Linked DNA regions of Homo sapiens: region 2 is linked to region 1. Evidence: chromatin loops called from intact Hi-C (ENCODE). Cell type or tissue: mammary epithelial cell. All regions are shown on one strand. Each heading gives the region's core, and the rest is flanking DNA. Links, peaks and the distances in the headings are about the cores only.

Region 1 (5,369 bases), core at 82-5,081:
GGGGTAGATATTTCCTCAGCAAGTTTTTCCTGAGCCTTGCTGTGGTCAAGCCCCCTGCAAGGCCCTGGGGCCACAGGAGGTCCCAGACTGAGGGGAAGTGGAGCCAGGTGTGGTCACCAATCTTCATTCTTAGCTTGGGATCGCCCTGGGCAGCCTCCGTCTCAGGTGGAAGACGGGGTGGGCAGAATACAGAGCAGCGGGACAAACGCAGCCCCAGGGGTTCTCGGCCGTGAGCAGAGCCTGTGTCTCTCCCTTAGACAGGTATACAGGGAGGGGCTGGGATGCCAACCTACTGGGTCCCCCGACTGTGGCTGTGGAAGGTTCTGGATCTTCAGCTGTCCCAAGCCCCGGTTGGTCCACTTCCTATACCTGAGAAGGGGCTCCGTGGGTGGAGAGTGGGTCGGGAGAGGTGGCCAGGCAGGGTGGCTGTGGTTTCCAGCTGCCACTGTCACCGCCCACTCCACTGAGCCATGCCACCCGTTCTCTGCAGGCAACCAGACACCTTGGCCTGGTGAGGCCTCGATGTAGGGGCTGATAGGTAGGCTCAGAGCCATGGCAACCGGTGGCCACCTCCTCCCTGCCGGCGCCAGGAGCGGAGACTGCAGAGGGACCGGGACTTAGATGAGAGAGGTCTCCCCAGCAGGAAGGGAGGGTCTGGTGGTTGGCACCCACTAGATGAGCATGGTCAGAAAAATATCAGGATGAGCAACTTCTTTATCTAGGCCTGGGTGGGGGTGCCTGGCACAGGTCTCCATGGGACATGCTGCAGCTGGTAGCCCCCAGACCCCGGGGCTGTGCCCCCCTGGGCGGCACCCAGAAGGTAGGGCTTGCCAGGACTGACCCTTCCCAAAGAGATCTAGGCGGGGACCAGAGGGTTTCTGACCCCAGCCTGTGACTGGCTCCACCTCCCATAGTCTCCTGGAGCCGAGGAAAGGACAGGACTGGCGGGCCCATGGGAGGGTCCGTGGGGCACTTGGTCCTCGTCAGAGGGAGGAACTGGACAGTTCGCGCAGTGCTGCTGGTCTGGACTGCCCTCTGAGCTCTCAGGGGGTCTCTATGCAGGCAGAGTCCTCCCAGCCCCTCTCTCCCATTCTTGGGCGAGGGGTCGGCTGGAGAGAGGCCCCTGGGACATCTGGGTGTGTGTGCCAGCCACCCAGCCCAACTTCTTGGCTCTCTGAGTGCCACTATCAGGAAAGGGGCCAGGGCTGCCTCAGTGGCTGGGAGGCCTGCTTGGACTTGGGGGTTACCTAGGGCCTTAGCCCTCTTGGCTGGCTTCCCAGGAGCTCGGTCCCACAGGACTTGGGGACAGGGTGGGTGCAGCACGCTCCCCTCACCAGCCCCCATTGGCTTCCTGCTGGACCCAACTCACCTCCCTCCTCATCTCCCCACAGCCCGATCTGCTCAACTTCAAGAAGGGATGGATGTCGATCTTGGACGAGCCTGGAGAGGTAAGAGGACTGAGGCCGGAGGGGAGGAAGCTGGCTTGTGCTGCTGCTGGGCCCCTGGGCAGCCCAGGAGTGGGGGTGGGGCTGGGGCTGGTGTGAGAACCCTGGGGGTGGGGCTGGGAGGGGTGGAGGCTGCCCATTAGGCTTCTGCCTCCTGGAGCAGTCTGCAGTGTGTAAAAGGGATCACAGCAAGGGGCCGTCTAGCCCCTCACACCCAGTGCCCCATCCCTTGATCTCATCAAGAGTCTCTTGGCCCTGCCACCTCAGTAGGAGCCTGGGTGGGAGTCAAGGGTCTTGGGTGGAAGGGCTCGTAGAAGCTGTCTGGCCCGAGACACAGATTCCTAAAGCCTGGTCTGAGGGGGGTGGGGCTCAGGGCGCAGGTGCTGGGGTTTCACCCACCTGGATCCCCACTGGTTGAGTCAAAGCCTCCTCTAGTCCTCAGTGGCCACGTCTGTGACATGGGCATAATGGATAATGGTGATTCTTTCTAGAGTGGATAACAAGGTCAGAGAGATCAAGCACGTACAGGTGCCACAAAGCTCCTGGCACTTACTGTGGGCTCAGCTAAAGACCCTTCCCTTCCTCTGGCATATGTGTCCTTGGAACCAGCAGGGACAGTGGCTGTTTCCTCAGCTCTGTTCTTTCGGCTGCCAGGCTGGCTCCCTGCCCACACTGCCTGGGCAGGAGCGTCTCCCCACCCCTGCCCTGCATGCGCCTGCTGCTCTGGTCTGCGTGCAGCCTGCATGCCGGAGAGGGCTTTGAGCCAGAGGGGATTTCATTGTGTTTCCGGCCCACATGTTTTATTCCCTCCAGCCCACAGCCTTCCCTACCCGCTGCCTGCCCGCTGTCCCTGGTGGCTGCTCTCTAGGCTCACACAAAGCCCGGCACCCCGCCAGTGACCCCTTCCTGGCCTCCCCACCCAGGGTCCCCGGAGGGCAGAGGGATTACAGGCCCCACCCAGAGCTGGCCATTAGTCATCCTCTATCACAGGGTTCTGGAATGTCCGAACTGGAAGGGCCCTGGGAATTCAGCCAGCCCAACCCCTTGGTGCACAGACAGGAGACGGGCCCATGAGGGTGTTGGTCTCTTCCAGGCCTAGGAGCACCTGGGGCAGACCCAGGCTCAGAACTCAGCGCACCTGAGGCCCATGGAGCTCCACCCAGCTTCCATCTCAGACAGTCATAGGCTAGGCCTGGAAGAGCTAAAGAAACCTCTTGGCATAGAACCCCTGTCCTACTTTACAGAGAGGCAATTGAGGTCTGCAGCAGCAACTCCGTTTACTTAGTGAGAGGAAAATGCTTCTAAGAGGCCTGGCCTCCCAGAACAAACCCAGCAACCTGGTTGGTGTCCATCCCTATGCCAAGGGCCATGACAGCCATCCACACAAGAGAGGATGGGCGCCGCTCGCCTCACCAGAAGGTCTAGGCACTTCTTTTTTTGTTTTTTATTTTTGTTTTTTTTTTTCTGAGGCAGAGTTTCACTCTTGTTGCCCAGGCTGGAGTGCAGTGGCGCAACCTCGGCTCACTGTGTCTTCCGCCTCCCGGGTTCAAGCGATTCTCCTGCCTCAGCCTCCCGAGTAGCCGGGATTACAGGCATGCGCCACCATGCCCATCTAATTTTTTTTTGTATTTTTAGTAGAGACAGGGTTTCTCCATGTTGGTCAGGCTGGTCTCGAACTCCTGACCTCAGATGATCCACCCTTCTCAGCCTCCCAAAGTGCTGGGATTATAGGCGCGAGCTACCGCGCCCAGCTATAGGGACTTCTTAGTAGCCCTACTTTATGGTTCAGAAGACTGAAGCTCAGAAAAGTGGAGACACTTGCCTAAAGGCACACAGAGAGAAAGGGAACTCTTGGATACAAAACTCCTTTTCTCAGGGAGGCAATGTGGAAAGAAGCAGAAGGTATCGTCGTTGCATGCCCCTTGAGAACTTACCATCTTCTTGAGGAGAGAAAACTAAGTACTTGAAACAACCAACAGCACAGACAGGGCTTGGTGATGTGAGGGAACCCTGGGAGGGCTGGGGACCGGGTGATATGCACTGACCCTGGCAGTGGGCGGGCCGCGACTGGCATTCCAGTGGAGTGACCAGAAGCCCAGAGGTGGGCTGGGCTTGGCATACTATCAGGCTGTTCTGGCGCCCCCACCCCTTTCCTACATGTCCTGCCAATCTAACCCCAGCTGGAGCAGAGACAGGCACTGCAGGAAGGCACCCAATCACAAATCCTAAACTTACAGCTTAGGGCGCTCTCACCTGCTGCGGATGTGGGTAGCCAGCCTACAGTTCAAGAAGCAGACCGTGCATCTGGGCGCGGTGGCTCACGCCTGTAATCCCAGCACTTTGGGAGGCCAAGGCAGGTGAATCACCTGAGGCCAGGAGTTTGAGACCAGCCTGGCTGACATGATGAAACCCTATCTCTACTAAAAATACAAGAAATTAGCTGAGCATGATGGCGGGCGCCTGTAATCCCAGCTACTCGGGAGGCTAAGACAGGAGAATCACTTGAACTCAGGAGGAGGGGGAGGTTGCAGTGAGTGGAGATTGCACCATTGCACTCCAGCCTGGGCAACAAGAGCAAAACTCCTCCATCTCAAAAAAAAAAAAAAAAAAAGGCAGCAGATTGTGGCTGGCACTCACTCCTACTCCAGGGCTCCATCCAGTCCTACTTCCCAGGGGACCATTGTCCCTGACCATGGTGATGATCTGGGGGAATATGGAAAAAGACGTAACGTCCTGGCCCCGCTGAGTCCCTGACTTGCTTACACAGGTCATCACCCCTCCCTGTCTGCACTGGGTCCGGGGTGCCTGAGGAGCCTTGGCAATCTTAAAAGGAGCTCCAAGAAGGAAAGGGAGGGTGTGGTTACGGAGGGGAAACCAATCCATTTCACAGATGCTACCCCTGAGGCTCAGAGAGGAAATGGAGGGGCCAGGTCTCAAATTGGCATTTTCCGCCTCCCCACCCCTCCTGTGTGCAGCATAGTGAGTTTGGCAGCCACACAGGACACCTGTACAATCACACACACTGGCTCTTTCATTCCATCCTCCTTGCAGCCTCCCTCCCCCTCGCTCACCACCACCTCTACTTCGCAGTGGAAGAAACATTGGTTTGTGCTGACAGATTCAAGTCTCAAATATTACAGAGACTCCACTGCTGAGGAGGTGAGGCCATGGGTGTACTGATGAACCCCCGGAAGGGCCTGGGGTGGCCTGGCTGGGTTCACTGGGGTGGGTCACACCAGGGCCCACACGGACCATAGTGGGCCCTCTTGCTCCAGGCAGATGAGCTGGATGGTGAGATCGACCTGCGTTCCTGCACGGATGTCACTGAGTACGCGGTGCAGCGCAACTATGGCTTCCAGATCCACGTGAGGCTGTGTGCAGCTTGGGGGCTGGTGGTGGGCAGCATGGCTGGAGGTCCCTGGGGGAGGTTTTGGTGTTGAACATGGCTCACCATGGAGACTGGATCCCTTCACTCATTTACCCAGAGGCCCTATCTTCAGAGCCAGAGCTGTGATGCCAACACTTAGCATATCTGGGGGAGACGCTGGAGCCAGCAGGGCTCTTCCCAGGCCAATGGAAGGGAGGTTTTGTACCCCCTGCCCACCCCAGACTCAAGACCTTAGATGCATCCTGGGAAGGAAGGGCCACCCTCCCTGGGGTCCATAGTGGGGAGGGAGTCATGCGGCTGGCCATGTGGCAACCTACCCATGCGGTGGCCTTGCAGACCAAGGATGCTGTCTATACCTTGTCGGCCATGACCTCAGGCATCCGGCGGAACTGGATCGAGGCTCTGAGAAAGACCGTACGTCCAACTTCAGCCCCAGATGTCACCAAGTACGTACTAAGCTGGACTGGGGCCTTGAGGGAGGCACTTACCCTTGCGTCCCCGAGTGGGTTTCTAGGTACTCACCTGAGGGCTGCACC
Region 2 (5,369 bases), core at 361-5,360, 210 kb after region 1:
GCAGCTGGGTGCCGTGGCTCACAACTGTAATCCCAGCACTTTGGGAGGACGAGGCAGGTGGATTGCTTGAGCCCAGAAGTTCAAAATCAGCCTGGGCAACATGGTGAAACCCCATCTCTACAAAAAATACAAAAATTAGCTGAGTGTGGTGGCGTGCGCCTGTAGTCCCAGCTACTCGGGAGGCTGACGTGGGAGGATCACCTAAGGCCAGGAGGTTGAGGCTGCAGTGAACTGTGATCGCACTACTGCACACCAGCCTGAGTGACAGAGACTCCATCTCAAAACAAACAAACAAACAAACAAAAAAAAAACAAAGGAAAGCTGGGGCCAGATTTGTGGACTCTGTGTGCTTACAGGGGCAGCAAATGCTGTCTGTACATTCTCCTCCTTAGTGTTCAAGCAGCACTGGGCTGTTGCCTCCTCTAGTCCTGTAGGGGTAAAGATGACCATCATGTCTACTTCAATAAAGGGTTTTATGGGTGGACAACATTGTTCTCCCCCATTCCTCAGTAGCGGACCTCTTCTCAGCCTGGTTGCACTCCTTGCTCTTATGCATGGCATTAGAGCCACACCCAGTGTGACAGCCATACCCAATATGCCACCAACGTCAGGATCCTCTGGGCCTGCACCATCAACTATGGTAGCCATGAACTGTATGTGTCCATTTACATTAAGTACAATTAAATAAAATTAGAAATTCAGTTTCTTTCTCACTAGCCAGCCACACTTCTTTTTCTTTTATTTATTTATTTAATTTTTTTTGAGACGGAGTCTTGCTCTGTCACCCAGGCTGGAGTGCAGTGGCACAGTCTTGGCTCACTGCAAGCTCTGCCTCACGGGTTCACGCCATTCTCCTGCCTCAGCCTTCCCAGTAGCTGGGACCACAGGCACCTGCCACCACGCCCGGCTAATTTTTTGTAGTTTTAGTAGAGATGGTGTTTCACCGTGTTAGCGAGGATGGTCTCGATCTCCTGACCTTGTGATCTGCCTGCCTCGGCCTCCCAAAGTGCTGGGATTACAGGCGTGAGCCACTGCGCCCAGCCTATTTATTTTTTTTTGAGAAGGAGTCTCACTCTGTCACCCAGGCTGGAGTGCAGTGGTGTGATCTTGGCTCACTGCATCCTCCGCCTCCCGGGTTCAAGTGATTCTCCAACCTGAGCTTCCCGGGTAGCTGGGATTACAGGCACCCGCCACCACGCCTGGCTAATTTTTGTATTTTTAGTAGGGACGGGGTTTCACCATGTTCGTTGGCCAGGCTGGTCTTGAACTCCTGATCTCAGGTGATCCTCCTGCCTCAGACTCCCAAAGTACTGGGATTACAGGCATGAGCCACCACGCCCAGCCTTTTCTTTTATTTTTTTAGAGACAGTTTGGCTCTATCACCCGGGCTGGAGTGCAGTGGTGCTATCATAGCTCACTGCAGCCTCAAAACTTCTAGGCTTAAGTGATCTTCCCACTTCAGCCTCCCAGGTAGCTAGGACTACAGGCTAATGCCACCACACGTGGCTAATGTCTTAATTTTTTGTAGAGACAGGGTCTCACAAAAAGACTCCTGGCTTCCAGTGATCCCCCTGCTTCAGCCTCCAAAGTGCTGGGATTACAACTAGCCACATTTCAAGTGTGTTCAGTAGCCACATGTGGCTACTGGTTACCATAAAGGATAGCACAGGGGGATAGGACATTTCTGTCATTGCAGAGCATTCTATGGGGCACACTAATATAGGCTAAAAGTGGCCCAGTAGAAAGAAGAATTCATAAGTTATTTTTAAAACAAATAGACTGCTTATTTGCAAGTTAAACAGTCTTTCAGCACTGAAGAAAGATACTGCATTAGCACTTGATAGGATGCTGAGATGATTAAAGATGTAGTCCCAGCCGGGCGCGGTGGCTCACGCCTGGAATCCGAGCACTGTGGGAGGCCAAGGTGGGCGGATCACCTGAGGTCAGGAGTTCGAGAGCAGCCTGGCCAACATGGTGAAACCCCGTCTCTACTAAAAATACAAAAATTAGCCGGGTGTGGTGGCGCGCGCCTATAATCCCAGCTACTCGGGAGGCTGAGGCAAGAGAATCGCTTGAACCTGGGAGGCGGAGGTTGCACTGAGCCAAGATCGTGCCACTAATCCAGCCTGGGTGACAGAGTGAGACTCTGTTACCAAAAATAATTAAAAAAAAAAAAAAAGACATAATCCCCAGTCCTCCAGGTGTTTTCTGGTGGGGGAGATAGACCTGTGCACAGGTACCCACAACCCAAGGCAGATGCGAGTGGTGCTTTATGAAAGGTACAAAGAGAGTTATTGCAGAGGTGACTGGGAAAGCCTTGTGAAGGGATTAGAATTCTAGTGGGGACAGGTAAAGAGAGTTGGTTTTGTGGGTACTCCAGGTGCCAGAAACAGCCCAAGGAAAGGTCCAGGTGGAGGCAGGCAGTTGTGGATTTGTGATGAGGGATCATAAGCAGCTTGGGGCATAAGGCTGGAGAAGATGACACTGGTCCTGTGAGTGACAGGTTCAGAAGATTAGAGTTCATTTGGTGGGCAGTGTGCAGCACTTAAAGGTTTTGAGGCCAACATCCAGCATCCAGGCCACTCATAAATCCAAGTGTCCTGTTTTTCTTTTCTTTCTTTCTTTCTTTTTTTTTTTTTTTTGAGATGGAGTTTTGCTCTTGTTGCCCAGGCTGGAGTGCAATGGCATGATCTTGGCTGATTGCAACCTCTGCCTCCTGGGTTCAAGGAATTCTCCAGCCTCAGCCTCCTGAGTAGCTGGGATTACAGGCACACGCCACCATGCCTGGCTAATATTTTGTATTTTTAGTAGAGACGGTGTTTCACCATGTTGGTCGGGCTGGTCTTGAACTCGTGACCTCAGGTGATTCACCTGCCTTGGCCTCCCGAAGTGCTGGGATTACAGGCGTGAGCCACTGTGCCCAGCCAAGTGTCCTGTTTTTCTTGGGGAGCAAAGCTTGATCCAGCTCATTCCAGTCTTTAGTGCTCTTTCCACTTAAGGGCTATGACACCATCTGGTGGCTCCTTGCCTGCTGTAAGCTCTTGTACAGCCATAATGGGACTCTGCACTTGGTAGGTGCAGGTGGAGTCTCACTCTGTCACCTAGGCTGGAGTGCAGTGGTGCCATCTCGGCTCACTGCAACCTTCACCTCCTGGTTCAAGCGATTCTCATGCCTCAGCCTCTCGAGTATCTGGGACTACAGGCATGTGCCACCACGGCCGGCTAATTTTTTGTATTTTTAGTAGAGACGGGGTTTCACCATGTTGGCCAGGCTGGTCTCAAACTCCTGACCTCAGGTGATTCACCTGTCTCAGCCTCCCAAAGTGCTGTGATTAGAGGCGTGAGCCACTGCACCTGGCCAGAACAACTGTTTGTTGGGTAGGTTTTGGATGGGGTTTCAGTCTGGTTCATTAGCACCACCTGGTGGCTGATGATGTTTGTCACATCTACTTCTTAACTGGATGGTTGATGTGTTTCTCTGTAGAAGCCATGGTGCAAGAAAAATTAAATTACTTAAGGACACATTCTTGCACATTCCATGTGCATAATAGGTGCGGAATGAGTGAATGCCCTTGAATTATTTATATTTTGAAAGAAAGCAGGCACATGCAGATCAGGTATTTTGCCACATTCTTTAAAGCTTTATATTTTGGGAAAGTTTAAATACTTATTAAGAGAGGATATAGGGAAAGTTAAATACTTCATCTCTGCCCTTGGGAAATTTTCAGGCTTTTGGGAGTAATATAAATCGAAATATTTAGTAATAAAATTAGTAAGCTGGTAGCTCTCAGACTAGCTGATTATCAGAATCATCTGGGCAGTTTTGCAAATGCAGGCTCTCAGGCCGCTTCACTAGAGATTCTATTCCGGGGGTCTGGGGAAGGACCCAGGAACCTGTATTTTTTAGCATGCTCTCCTGTTAATTCTGGATTTGTTGGTGTGAACCTGAGCTGGAATCATCAGGGGTGGCTTCCTAGAGGAGATGGGCCTAGAATTGGCATCCCTTTGCTTGGTGGTAGAGTCCCCACTGTGGGCCAAGTGTTATGCTGGGGGCTGGGCCTCCGTGGTGAATCACATGTGGTTCTGGGCCACTAGGAGCTCATGGTCTAATGTGGAAAGTTTCCAAACAAGTAGTTACAGTTCAATGAGATTGGTGCCAAGAAAAGTATATGCAAAATGAGTCCAGGTACTGAAGAGTCAGCACACGATTTCCAGGGTGGAGACATCTGAACCTCTCGCAGGTTTTTAGGGAGAGGAAGAGCTTGTAAGAGCACACAAAAGGGAAACAACATGGCGCATCTAGGGAACCAGAAATAGTTTGGTATGGCTGGAATGTGGAGTAAATACAGGAAAGTAGCACGGGACTGTGCTAGGAAGGCAAACAGGGACCAGACTGCACTCTGGCCTGATAGCCAAGGGGAGTCATGACAGTGTTGTAAGCAGGTGAGCCCCCTGACTGCTGGCCTCAGGTGAAGGGTGGGGAGGGCTGGGCAGGAAGGGCAGGGCCTCTACTGAGGTGTTGTGTCTATAGAGAATGGAAATGATGCCGGGCATGGTGGCTCATGCCTTTCATCCCAGCAATCTGGAAGGCTGAGGCAGGCGGATTGCTTGAGCCCAGGAGTTCGAGACCAGCCTGGGCAACATGGCGAAATGTTAATTTCACCCATCTATACAAAAAATAAAAAAATTAGCATAGCTGGTGGTGTATGCCTGTAGTCCCAAGCAGGAGAATTGCTTGAGCCTGGGAGGTGGAGGTTGCAGTGAGCCACGATCTCCCCATTGCACTCCAGTCTGGGCAATGGGAGTGAAACCTTGTCTCCAAAAAGTAGAGAGAGAAAATAGAAATTGAAATGAGGTGCACTGGGCACTGAGGCAAGGCTCTGGGGTTGGAGCAGTTAGAATGGTGTGCCTTTGCACATGTCTCCCTTTCCACCAGGACATTCTGCTGTGGCCGCTGGACTCCGGAGTCTGTGATAGGCCTCTGCCAGGGAAGATCTCTGGCAGTGCCCCTACACACCACTCCCTACTGTGCCTGCCTACCTAGAAGATGACGTTTCTAGGTGGGGACCAGGATGCCGTTCCACCCTCACTGCCTGTTGGGCCCTTCTCCCTGGGTTTGTAGTCTCCCTAACACCTGTCCCTATCCCTACAGGATGTGTGCCCCTGTGATGGTGGAGCTGGAGGGGGAGACAGATCCTCTGCTCATTGCCATGAAGGAACTCAAGTAAGTCACTCAAATCATGGTTCACTTCTCCAAATCTCTGGGAGGCATCTGTTGGGCTCTCTGTTGCACCCTTTGCTCCCACTTGCCTGGCTGGAGAAGTTGATGCTTATTCCTACAGATCCTTAGGAACAGCTCACCAGGAAGT

What was found. A loop is a pair of places that touch in the nucleus more often than their neighbours do. Peaks named below come from ENCODE experiments on the same cell type or tissue, not always from the same donor. Only the 100,000 strongest peaks of a DNase experiment are listed, where the experiment ranks them.
Region 2: a loop joins it to region 1, with 6 times the contacts of the local background. A loop is called at or near these places in 2 of 110 quality-filtered maps.

What each region holds. Positions count from the first base shown.
Region 1 is chr22:37,750,381-37,755,749 of GRCh38, forward strand. TRIOBP (TRIO and F-actin binding protein) reads left to right here. Exons shown (of 24, transcript NM_001039141.3): 12 at 1,392-1,448; 13 at 4,497-4,604; 14 at 4,721-4,810; 15 at 5,170-5,279. Among named protein-coding and RNA genes, the nearest start is that of H1-0, 52 kb to the right of the region's middle. RefSeq lists enhancers at 1,160-2,359, 2,174-2,794, 4,442-5,369. In mammary epithelial cell, for the core only: a CTCF peak has its summit at 2,286; a DNase peak (open chromatin) is centred at 2,401; H3K27ac peaks cover 1,773 bases.
Region 2 is chr22:37,961,947-37,967,315 of GRCh38, forward strand. It overlaps POLR2F (RNA polymerase II, I and III subunit F), which reads left to right. Exons shown (of 5, transcript NM_021974.5): 4 at 5,153-5,224. Among named protein-coding and RNA genes, the nearest start is that of MIR6820, 2.9 kb to the right of the region's middle. RefSeq lists an enhancer at 2,960-3,459. In mammary epithelial cell, for the core only: a CTCF peak has its summit at 3,422 (motif pointing left); a DNase peak (open chromatin) is centred at 3,395.